Regions from separate parts of the Homo sapiens genome. Here region 2 is linked to region 1. Evidence: read pairs that join two places in POLR2A ChIA-PET (ENCODE). Cell type or tissue: MCF 10A. All regions are shown on one strand. Each heading gives the region's core, and the rest is flanking DNA. Links, peaks and the distances in the headings are about the cores only.

Region 1 (6,588 bases), core at 1,032-6,031:
ATACTATGCCGCCGTAAAAAGAGAAGATCATCCAGGGACTGGGATGGAGCTGGAGGCTATTATCCTTAGCAAACTAATGCAGGAACATAAAACTAAACACCACACATTCTCACTTAGAAGTGGAAGTTAAATGATGAGAACACATGGACACATAGAGGGGAATGACACACACTCGGGTCTTTTGGAGGGTGTAGGGTAGGAGAAGGAAGAGGATCAGGAAAAATAACTAAAGAATACTAGGCTTAATACCTGGGTGATGAAACAATCTATAATAAACCCCCATGACACAAGTTTACCTGCGTAACAAACCTGCACATATACCCCTGAACTTGAAATAAAAGTTAAAAATTTACTAATTCAATTATTTTGCTTTTTAGAAGTCTGCTCAGATTTTCTGTTTTCTATTCATGTTTTCTAATTATTCTTGAGTGAGTTTCAGTAGTTAGTATATCTAATTTGTTGGAATACAGTTGTTTTTAGTATTTTCTTACCATTATTTTTATTTGAGTATAATCCTGTTGTGTCCTCCATTTCATTCTATCTAAAGGTTGATCAATTTTGTTGACTCAGAACAAATTTAAAGTTTCATTGATTTCCTCTAGTGTTTCTCTATTATCTACTTCACTAATTTCTGGTCTAATCTTTATTATTTCACTGCTTTTGCCTTCTTTATGTGGCATGTTTAGATAACATCCAAGCTAATTACCTTAAAAGATATCACTTTTCTTTCTAGTTGATTAAGGTGAAAGATTAAGGTATTGACTTAAATTTTTTTCTTCTTTAACATAAAGTTACAACTATAAAATTCCCTTTAAAGATTCTTTTACTTATATTCCATACGTTTTGGTATTTTGTGTTTATTTTAATTTATCTCAGACCGTTTTATAATTTCCCTTGTGATTTCATTTCCTGACTCAGTGGTTATTTAAGAGTCTATTTTTTAACTTCCACATATTTGTGAATTTTCTAAATTTCTTTGTTACTGATTTCTAATTTCCTTACACTGTACTCAGAGAACTTTCTTTGTATAAATTTATTAGGACTCGCTTTAAGGCAGGTCATTAACAAAATACCAGAATACGTAATTTATAAAAGAGCAGAAATGCATTTTCTCACAGTCCCAGAGGCTGGGTAATTGAAGATCTAGGAGCCAGCAGATTCTGTTGTATGGTGAGGATTATTCTCTACTTTTAGGACAGTGCCTTGAATGTTGCTTCCTCTGGAGTTGGAGGAATACCATGTCCTCACATGGCAGTAGGCAGAAGGGCAAAAGTGACAAACTCTCCATTAAGCCTTTTTCTAAGGGCACTTAATCCCACTCACAAGGGAGAAGTCCTCGTAGTTTAATCACCTCTTAAAAACCCACCTCTTAATACTATTACATTGGCAGCATCTACATTTAGGAGGGGTCACATTCAAACAGGTCACAGTGTAACCTGTCCTGGAGAAATTTTTGTAAGTGCTTGAGAAGAATATGTATTCTGCTGTTGTTGGGGCGTTACATGTGTATCAACAAAGATCAAAACCAAGAGTTTTATTTTTTAAACAAAGGAGGGACAGACCCAGAAAAATAATTAGATTGAATTTCAGAGAAAGGTACTTTGAAAAAAATTTTAAAAAAGAAAACATTATTAAAGGTTTGAAAGGTTTTCAGGAACAAATGTTATGAATCTTGAATGTAATCATGGTTTTTAATGACACTATCTGTTGTGCTGAGCAGGATAATATTATGTAATTAATGGAGATGATAGTTACTCTTCATACTAAAAATGTAGGTCATCTGAATGGTTATTCTGGAGGCTTCACTAGACCTTGAAACACTTTTAATAGTTTAATGGTAAAGGCACTGGAATTTCTTATTGATTGATTTGACTATGATGGGATTGCTCAGTCAATAATTCTTGGCAATACAGGGACCTACTCTGACCAGAGACTCCCTATCTGTTCCTATATAGGATATTTCATAGCCACACAGCAGAGAATCAAAGGGTATTAATCTCTCCAAATCTAACAGGAAGAAGCATACATTCTTGACTACCAGGAAGCAGACTTACTGGCCTTCAACATGAAATAAATTTTACTTATTCCTGCAAGTAGCAGGCTTGTTTCAATATAGATTTCCTTGAGCCTTCTGGTGAAACGATTTGGTGTATTCAGCTCAGTTAGAGATCACGTTGATTCTCCTGGTCCTTGGGTATTCAAATATCTATAACCCCTGGAGATGTGTTTTTTGTTTGTTTGTCACTGTTTTAAAACTTCATTATAAGCATCAGATATTCCCTATCAACATAAGAAATGTAAATATGCACCTTGTTACTGTAGCCTACCATCCAGACAAATTTCATCTGGAATCACTCATTTTTGTCCAAATCCATGTCCTTCTTGATCTGCACATATACTCTACTTGGCCCAGGCTCCTGGACTCCCTGAAGCAGTACAGCCATTTCCTTACGATGTGACGATTCACTAAGTATATCTGAAATAAATAAGGGTGTTGGTGTATAAGGTGGGAGGTGCAAGAATGTTTGGAGGAAGTTGCAAATGGAACATCTGAGCAACATAACAAGCATTATCTCATAGTAAGCTCCTTTTAAGATGTCTACTTGAAGTGCCAGTGAAATGTGACTGGCTTGCTAAAGTTAGAATAATTATTGATGTACTTATGAAAATGTGCTTATTTTTAAGGGCATGGAATATTTCCCTGAAATTTGTGTTTGTTCATCTGGGTTTTTATAGCACCCTGTAAGGTAACCTATACAAGTATATTTTGTAATACAGATTGTATGTTGTGGGTGTATTAGTCTGTTCTGGCTGCTATAACAGAACACCACAGACTGAGTGGCTTAAATGACAAAAATTAATGTTCTTACAGTTCTGCAGGAAGTTCAAGATCAAGATAATAGCAGGGTGGTTCTTAGTGAGGCCTTTCTTCTTGGCTTAAAGACAGCTGCCTTCTCTCTGTGTCCTCATAAGGCCCTTCCTCTGTGTGCTTGAGGAGAGAGAGATAGCTCTGATATCCCTTCCTCTTCTTGGAAGGACACCAGTTTTATCAGATTAAGGTTCCACCCTTCTGATACCATTTAATTTTAATTACCTCCTAAAAGTCCCTATCTCCAAGTACAACCCCACTGGGGGTTAGGGCTTCAACATAGGAATTTGGGAGACACATTTTACTCCATAGAAGTGTGTATAGATAGGAGGTTCTTTAATCACATGCCACAGTGTTTCTCAATGCCAAGGAAATATTCAGATTTGAAGAAAATTTGGTGGAAGGAATAAAACAGACATAGAGAAAGAGTAAAACCTCACCAATTTATACTAAGTGAGACACTAGCATAAGTAGGTAAATTTCTGAATTAAAATCATAAATATCGTAAAAAGTACATAGCATTAAATTAAATAATTACAGTGATATTAAAATTATACATGTACAGTGAAAGTGTTGCAAACTTGAGAGTTCTTTTGTGGTTAAAAGCTCAATTTGAGCAGAATAATAGGCTGAAAACTAGTTGATGCAGAGTCATCAGTGTGGAAAAAAATGGTTTTCAGATGACAGGAAACTGATCCTTTTATTTTTGACTACATTTTACATACTTGTTCAAGTCTAGATGAATAGGAGAACCAAAGACAGCCAGTCTTTAGTCCCCTGAATGGCCCTTGTGGTTGGATGGCTCTTGGTATTAAGCTGGTTTATAAGACTAAGATGTGAAGCTATTAAATTAATTTTTAATCAAAAAAAGTAATCCTTTTAATCAGCAAACATCCATTTTTGAAGTTGACTGGTGGATTCCCTGGACCCATCTCAATTTCCATGTAAAAATGTGCTCTGATGAAGTACTTTGCATTATGTGCTTGGCCCAACCTCTCCTTTCTGTGAGTCACTGAAATCTTGCGTCATTTTGTGCTTTGAACTGAGTCTTAGCTTTTAGGATGTTCACAGCAAACCTATAGCTACTAGTATTTAATATGGCATTTGTATGTCAGGCATTAACAAACTAGACTGTGTCCAGACTAGGAATTATTTTTAAAAATACATATAGAAAGTCTAACCTGAATTGCAGAAAGCAAAGTAGGCAGAAAATAGCTTTAGATAAAAAAGGACTAGCATTTGGAAGAAAGAATTGCTTCATAAGGCAGAACTAGGAACATGGAAATAAAGAGGAGGCAGTTTTCAGCTCAATTAAAGAAGATCTTTCCAATGTTAGAGGAGCTGTTCATTAATTTAATGAACATAAAGTGCTTCATAAAGTGAAGAGTTCCTTGTGTGGGAGGTTCTCAAGCATTGGCAAGATGACAATTTGTTAGGGGTATTTAGGAGAGACTCAGAGGATTGGAGTTTAAGTTAATGGCTTTCAAGATTCATTTCTATTTATTCTGAGTACTCACAGTGACTCAAAAAAGGCTAACATGTTACATGAAAATGGCCATAGGGAACTAATTAATCTAGACTGGTACTGAACACTGTGTGTTAAGAGACAGGAGTGAATGGTAGAGCATGAAGGACTATTTTTATGATTTAATTAATAGGTTAAATATAAAGGAGTATTTTGCAACTAACTTGAAGCTTCCAAAGAGTGATTCATCTTTACATATTTTAATATTCACTGCTCAAACTAATTCAGAAGAGATTTACAAATTTTCTGAAGAAATATATAGTAAACAAAGATTAAAATCAGTGCAGACATTCTCTAAAACTCTTCAAATTCTGAAAAGTGGACCCTGGATTAATTTATTTCAGTTGCCTCCTTTATCTGGGAATTTTTAAAAGCAGGAACATTACCTTATTTCTTTTTATATTTTTAGCACATAATAAAATGTCAGGTTTTTAATCAGTGCTCAATAAATGTTATTTGAGTTGAACTAAATTCATACAAAATCTATGTTGTTTTTATTACTGATATAATTTCTCTCACCTTACAATCCATGTGATTAGCAAAAACAATAAAATAGAATCATATATATAAACATTGCACACTTAAACAAAAATATGATAGATCATACAACTGCTAAAATTGAGGCTGACCTTTGCCAACACCATTATTAATTCTTCAGGTACTGAAAATAGCTGCAGGCTACAGAAATTAATTTACTCTGAAACACAATGGGGGGGGTTTCAAAAAAAATAAGCAAAGGAGTGATTTTAGCTTAAAAATAAGCAAATAATGGTTCCTAGGAATTAAAAAGCAAATATCTGCAAGTGGAATTTTGTTTATTACTCATTTTCTGTTAATTTATATTTGGCTGAATTGTGTTTCTTAAAATGGGCATGTGTGTTAAAATTCATTGACGTGGGATTTAGTGGTAATGTTTCTTGCTTTCATGAACTATCAAATAATTTAACTGTCCTTCCTTCAGAGCTCCTGCTGCATAAAATGTGTTTTTCTTCAGTTACCTTCACAATAGAATTTCAAGCTTGGGCATTTGCTGAATTCTCAACACCCTTAGGATGAGTTATTTGGTTGGAACATCAAAGTATATTTTCAGAAAAAATATTTTAAAAAAATCAGTGATTGTGAATATTCTTCTATTTTTCATTGTATATATTTTCATTAAAAAAACAACTTAGGCTCTTGAAACTAGATGCTATATTAAGAAAAAGGAAAACAAATCTTTCATAAAATGTGACTTAAAATAAATATCTGATCCTGAAAGCAATATAGAATATTTAAAAATAATAAATAATTTTCTATTTTCTCCATATTATTTGTTTTATTTGTGTATCTTGTTACTTTGCTTAGTGTTGTATAATCATACCTTTGTTGAACATATGTTGACTAAGATAGACTGTTAATACAGATTCTCTCTGACTGCCAGTGCTTAATTTCTGTTCAGAATGTGTCAAGAAGACTTCACATTAAGACATGTAAGAAGATATAACTGAGATAGCCAACCACTCTTTCCTTCTCAAAATAATGAGTTTTATTCTCGGGATGTAATGCATGCTTTGGGGGTGCGCAGAACTGGACAAGTCAAATATACATGGTGTTTTATATGGGAACAAATACCCTACTGCTCATTAAAAAGTGGGGAAATTGGGCAGAAATAGCCAATCTCTTCAACTGCTGCAGTTCTAATCCTCTAATCTCTGACCCTGCTTAGTACACTTTCCTCTCACTTGCTCTCGCTATGTGCTGAGTAGATTGCTGTGAAGAAGGAGGTGTTGAGGGAGTACATAATGAAAAAAATGCTACAGTATGAAAAATAAACAACTCACATATCCAATGCAACATCCTCTTCTGTAAGCTCTGCACTGCAGTGTCTGTCTTTGTGATTACATCTGGTGTTCATCATTCAGTAATCCATCTAAATCCTTGTCTTGTCTGCTGATATCCAGCCTCCTTCCTCTAGCCAGTGCCTTCTGTAAATTTTTGCTTATATTTCAATTGTTTTGAAAATAGAGGACAGAAAATGTGAATGTTCATTTTCCTCAGAGTAATATTTACTACTTAATCCTTGGTCCTCTGGACTCCATCCACAGCCTCATTTTACACTTTCTACTGAATCTCAGACTCTCATTCTACTTGATTTTTTACCAAAGCAGTAAATAAGAAACAGCTCTTATGTTTTCAAAATATTCCCTACTACAGT
Region 2 (6,588 bases), core at 1,094-6,093, 99 kb after region 1:
TTCGTTTAGCTTTACCTGGCTTCACAATCGTCAGCTTTCTGTTCAACTCTGGCAGCTGCTGCAGTCAACCAATTGAGTACCCGAGACTGAACAATCTCCAAAGCGGCCTTCCATCTCTAGCCACTTACAGACTCAGTGAAAGGATGTGTAGCAGGGCATGGTATTTGCTTCTAGTGAACTGCCAAATGGGCTCAGAACCATAGAGCGTTAACTCGCTTATGGGACAAACTTTAAATAATTTGGCATTGGGGATAAGAAGAAACGTGCAAATGAACAATCTTTTCTTTCCTCCGTATGTAGAGCTGCTTCAAGGCATGGTTTTCTCATATAGTCTGTCTTGACAAATTCTAATGGCCAAGAAGGTGGAAGAGCCAAGTAAAGCCCTTATCTTTCCAAGGCTCAGCATGAAATAGCCGTTAGCGCAGTAACACATTACCTTGTACTTCTCTTTTCAGCCTAGCCTGCCTCATGCCCTTTTCTCTTCTTTCTGCTTTACTGGGATTATACTTCACTAATCTAGTAGTATTTCTGATTCCTAATCCCAGCGTCTATTTTCTAGAGTAGTTCGTATAAAATAACATATAGACCCTGAATCTGAGAAATCATGAAATCTGGGACTTCGTCTAAACGATCTGTGGGTATAAAACATTTGTATTATGTCATGGAAGGCTATGCCTGTCCTCAATAAAATGTTTCTTAGTTCTGCCATTTCTCATCACTAGGCTTGACTAATAAAATCAAGAATCGCATATTTATTCACCAAACATTTATTGAGCACCAGTGTGTCCCATTCAGAATGCCAGATATTGCGGCACAAATGTGGAGAAGATATGGCCCCCCAAATCCAATGTTATGCCTCATATATATAATCAAGTACAAAAACAAACAACGGCACCAATTTTTACCAAAGTTGTATTTTGTTTTTAATCAAATCGAGTCTTCATTTTAATGACTGAATGCGTATTATGAAATGTATACTTTGCTGAACTCACCTTGAATTTGTTCAAACACATCTAAAATAGGTTAGAATATTTTTGTTTTTGGAAACTGAGGAGCTAGAGACTAAGAAATGTTATTACTTATCACAGGTCACACTGATGAAAAGAAGCAACACATGCAAATCTCCGACCACAAACCCACCTTCTTTCTACAGCAGCTCCTTCTTTTTTACCCTACTTATGATGTTCTCACTTAGAACTTCCGCTAAACTGTCAATTCTTAGAACACTGCACTCCCTATGTTTCAGCTACAGATAAATACACCTCACTGTTCAAAATTGAAGCAGAATGCTGTAGTGCATAAGACCATACCTCATCTTGGACATTTCAAATATCTGAGATCAAATTCTGGCTATACAGTTTTGTCAAATCCCTAACTTTTATGGATTTCAGTTCATACAACTTTATAATTATAATGATATCTTTACTCACTCCCCAAATATTAACTGACTCCCTCCTACCCCCCAGTATGTTTCCTGACACTGGGAATGCAGAATGAACAGAGCGTAACACGTTCCTGACCTCACGAAGCTATATCAAAAGGGATAAATAAATAGATAACAGTAAACTAATAAAATGTTAATGTAATTTCAGTAAAGTTATTTGTTGTCAAAGATATACAAAAAAAGGAATAAAAAATGGTTTCCAAAAGTTTAATTGTGATGAGTAAGAGTGTAGCATTGCCATTCATGAAGGTAGATAATCAAGAGGAGAAAACGGGTTTCAGGAAGGACAACTGATACTTTCTATTTTGTACGTGTTAGATATGAAGTACCTTTCTCCCATTCCTTTCAGTGGTTGCTTCTCCCCACTGCCTGAGTCAGCCGAGATTGCACTAATGCTGGGAATAACTTCCTTGATTTGTAAGTACTTTCTTTTTTCCCCCCTGTACATTCTCGTAGCACCCTCTAATTTGTCTTTCATAGCATTTCCAAATTTTAGTGTGATTATGTTTTTCATATCTGCATTTCCTAGCAAATTGAGATTCTATTGGAGGTTGGTGGGGGGCTACTCACATCTATATTATTAACATATTTATAACTGTGACAGCACTTAGTAGACATTTAAAAATATTTAATAAAGTCCAAGTGACGTTCGCCATTAGAATTCTTATAGTCAATTCGTGATCATCACAAATACCTTGGTCCATTTTTGCAGTGGCCCTCAGCTCAGTTCCAGAGTTGTTTAGTTACATTTAGAGTAAATCTTGATTATCCAATTCTGATCCTTAACATACTTTTGTGAAAATTACTTCTAAGTTGAGTTATGTGATCTGCAACAAACAGCTATCACAGTGTTTTAGCACAAGAGATGGATTCAACAAGTATTAATTGAATGAAAAAAGAAGCAAAGCAGTATGTACCTGCCTTAAACTTCCATTGGTAAGATACAGCGTACCTCATATTTTCTTTGTCCCTTCCAAACAAATCAGTATTCCTACCCCTAAGTGATTCATATAATATATCATCTTAACATCAGCTACTGGTTTAACAATTCTTTCCATAGGCTCAAAATTCAGATGATCCACTGAGGTCAAGAGACTTGCATTTTCTAGCTATGAATATACAACTTCTAAAACTTGTGCAGTGTTAATGTCAAACCAAGGACCACAGAACTCTAGAGATTCATGCATACAATCTGGAATTTAAAACTTTTTATGTGATTTTGAATGTTTATATTTCCATTTTAATAATTTCTAAAATTAGCATTGGATTTTTTTCTGGAATTAAAAAAGAGCACTGGGACAGTGCAGTGGCTCATGCCTGTAATTCCAGCACTTTGGGAAGCCAAGGTGGGAGAATCACTTGAGTTCAGGAGTTTGAGACAAGCCTGGGCAACACAGTGAGACCCTGTCTCTATACAAAAAAAAAAAAAAAAAAAAAAAAGAGACCCTGTCTCTGAAAAAAAATTAAAAATTAGCTAGGCACGGTAATATGTGCCTGTGGTCCTAGCTACTCAGGAGGCTGAGGTGGGAGGATGGTTTGAGCCTGGGAGTTCAAGGCTGCAATGAGCCATGATCGTCAGGCCACCACACTTCAGCCTGAGCCACAGAGGAGACCCTGTCTCCAAAAAAAAAAAAAAAAAGAAAGAAAGAAAAAAAAAGGCGTTGACTCAAAAGTGCCCATTTGTGATTGCATCTTGCATTTGCAATCACTGTATCACCAGTAGCCTATGGTAATTGTAGAAAGACGACAGAAAAATAACAGAAGATGGCAGACTTCATATACACCAATTGGCAAGTAAAGACTACTGAAGAAAGAGGTCACTGCTCAGGATCTGGGGTGGTGGACAGTAGCCTAAAATTATTTTTACTAAAAAGAATCTGTGCTTGTAAGCCATTTTTCTGAACAAAATCCTGATCCTTTATAAAGTTTTTGAGACTTGCAGTTCAGAGATAAGTAGTTTTTCAGCAATAGGTCTTAACATTGGTTGACCTTAGCAGAAGAAATACTGTCATATGCCTCATAACAATGTTTTGGTCAACATCGAACTACATATACGGTAGTGGTCCCATAAGATTATGTTATATTTTCACTGTACCTTTTCTATGTTCAGATACACAAATACTCACCATTGTGTTACAATTGTCTACAGTATTCAGTACAGTAACTTGCAGTACTGGTTTGTTGCCTAGGAGCAATATACTATTTCATATAACCTAGGTGTGTAGGAGGCCCTGGCATCCAGGTTTGTTTAAGTACATTTTATGTTCACACAATACCAAAATTGCCTAACGATGCATTTCTCAGAATGTTTCCCCATCCTTAAGTGAGGCATGGCTGTATGTTTATTGGAGTGAGGCTGTTGCTGCTTGGCTGGCTTTCCTGAGTGTCTGTCACTTGTTGGCCAGCTTTCAGAGGTATGTGTGGGGAAAGCTGTCAGTGATTGGTTAGAATTAGTTTATTACCAGTGCTAAGGGTTAGTTGTTGCTATGAGAACTGAACAATCAGTCATTTACAATCTTGAATTGGAGCATAAAAGCATTTCTTTTTCTCATCAGCCCTATTTTTCCTCCTAGCATCAGGGATAGGTTGTCATTGTTGTTATCAACTCTCCTTTAAGTTGATGTCCCATTTGCGGTTGATTTTCAGACTAAATGTTGATAAACAAACTTTTATTACATTATTATTATTATTACTATTATTATTAATTAGTTGTTGACTCTTCTGGCAGGGCAATGCCTACAGCCTTGAAGGCTTTGTACAAAAGATGTTTAAAAGCTGTGAGTTACCACAGTGATTCTTCACATTATAAGAAGAAACTGAAAAGTTCTTGGAACCAATGCTTCAAGATTGCCCAGGCTTAACAATGAAGAAACACCCTAGTTCCTGCCTGAGGCTATTTTACGTAGCCAGGTTACTTCTGTTTCAGTTCAGATATGAGTTGATTGTTCCCCTCTTCTAGGGTATTAGTCCAGGAACCATAAGAAGTTCAGCAAGATTATCCTATAATTATTTAAGCTAAGGAATTTTAATCAGTTTTTGTGTCCCTAGAGAAGTAGGTGTAGTAATTACTCTCTCAAACAAAGAGAGTAATTTTTGAAGAATACCTGAGTTTCCCAAATCCTGTTAATGAGATATCTTTTTTTCTCAGAGTTTTGTCCCATCAGTTAACATGTATGCCTCCAGGATGTATTTAATCTTCCAAATTATTTGTAAAGAAACACGATCTTCTCAAGGAGTGTGAGATGCATACATTTTACGTAACTTAACTATTAACTCCATAGAATAAGTTCTCATGGCCTGGAATTGGCAGTGGTGAACAAAAGAGAAAGGAGCTCAGGAGGTATAAAAAGTAAATGGAGCAATCAATGTATTTATTCTGGGTGCTATTGTAAGGACACAGTCACTATTACATTTAAACACACTGGTAGCCCCCTCTTCTAGAGCAAGGACATTGCCATGGTTTGAATGTGTCCTCTCAAAACATTAGATGTTGACAGAGTAATGATGTTGAGAGAGAGATGGGACCTTTGGGAATTGGTTGGGTCATGAAGGCTCCTCCCACTATGAATGGCATTAGAGCTTTTATGAAGTACGCTTCATGCGATGTTTGGTTGCCTTGCCCTTCTGCCTTCTCCCATGTGAGAACACATTATTCCCGCTTCTGGAGGATGCAGCCCTCACCAGACAGCTGAACCTGAAGCTGTCTTGATCTTAAACTTCCCAACCTCTAGAACTGTGAGAAAGTAAACTCCTATTCTTAGTAAATTGCCCAGTTTGTGGTATTCTGTTGTAGCAGCACAAAGTAGACTAAGACTTCATCTTTATATTTATGTTTTCTAAAAAGAACATTACTTTGATATTGCCCATCCCCAGGTTGCAAAGATTTTCTCTTTTTTTTCTTTTACTTCTATAAGTTTTATACACATAAGATTTGAATTTTGGTGTACAATCCAGTTTGAGTTTACTTTTGGGTAAGGTCTGTGGTACAGATCAATATTTATTTTCTTCATAATTTATCAGTTTTTTCCAGCACTATATGTTGAAATGGTTTTTCTTTTGTCATCATCCTCTCTTGGCACTCTTGCCAAAAATCAACTGGCCATATACTTGTGAGTCTATTTCTGAACTCTACTTCCTTCCATTGACCTGGATATCTATTCTTTCACCAATAACACAGTGTCTCAATGTCTGCAATTCTGTGTTAAAATTAAGTACTGTAAATTCTCCAGATTTATTCTTGATTTTTAAGTTTATTTCAGTTATTCTAGCTGATTTTCTGGAAAAAAATCCTGGAACTTTGATTGAGATTTTATTTAAACAATAAACAATTTGTTAAGAATCGATATATGAACAATATTTTTCAATTCAACAGCATGTTATATATCTCCATTTATTTAAGTTGTCTTTTATTGTGTTCGTTGTGGGCATATGGTTTTATTGTGTTCATTGTGGGCATCTCATAAAGAGATGTTATGTCTCATCAAATTTATTTTTAAATAATTTGTGTTTTTGGTATTTTGTAATGGAAACATCTATCTGTTTTTATAGATGGAGTCTCACTCTGCTGTCCAGGCTAGAGTGCAGTGGTGCAGGGAACTCACTGCAGCTTCGAACTCCTGTGCTCAAGTGATCCTCTTTCCTCTGCCTCCTGAGTAGCTAGGACTATAGGCACATGTCCTCACAATAATTCTCTGCTTTTTTCTTTGTAGAAATGTAGTCTTGCTATGCTGTCCATGCTGGTCTTGAACTCCTGACCTCAAGCAATCCTCCCACCTTGGCCTCCCAAAGCATTGAGATTATGGGCATGGACCACAGTGCCTGGCTGTAAATGGAATTTTCAAAATTTCTTTTCCAATTGTTTCTTGCTAGTGTATAAGTATGTAGTTAATTTTTATACATTAGTCTTTCATTCTATGACTTTGCTTTCTGAACATATTAGTTCAAGTATCTATTTTTTGGTTTCTTTGGAATTTTCAACATTCATGCCATTTGAAAATATTATTTTCTCTTCTTTCTCTCTCTCTCTCTCTTTTTCTTTCCATTTACATTTTTTATTTCTTTGAGTGAAAACTTCTGAGCGTAAAATTCTGATGGTAGATTTTGCTAGCAAATAAAAATTTTTTAATATATAAAATATTCAGATT

Evidence for each region. ChIA-PET counts read pairs that join two places held together with the same protein. Peaks named below come from ENCODE experiments on the same cell type or tissue, not always from the same donor. Only the 100,000 strongest peaks of a DNase experiment are listed, where the experiment ranks them.
Region 2: POLR2A ChIA-PET joins it to region 1 with 11 read pairs; 1 of 35 experiments calls an interaction of 5 or more read pairs at or near these places.

Annotation. Positions count from the first base shown.
Region 1 is chr5:22,904,450-22,911,037 of GRCh38, forward strand. No RefSeq gene overlaps it. Among named protein-coding and RNA genes, the nearest start is that of CDH12, 54 kb to the left of the region's middle. In MCF 10A, for the core only: no CTCF peak of the experiment used is centred there; a DNase peak (open chromatin) is centred at 3,882.
Region 2 is chr5:23,003,636-23,010,223 of GRCh38, forward strand. No RefSeq gene overlaps it. Among named protein-coding and RNA genes, the nearest start is that of CDH12, 150 kb to the left of the region's middle. In MCF 10A, for the core only: no CTCF peak of the experiment used is centred there; a DNase peak (open chromatin) is centred at 3,786.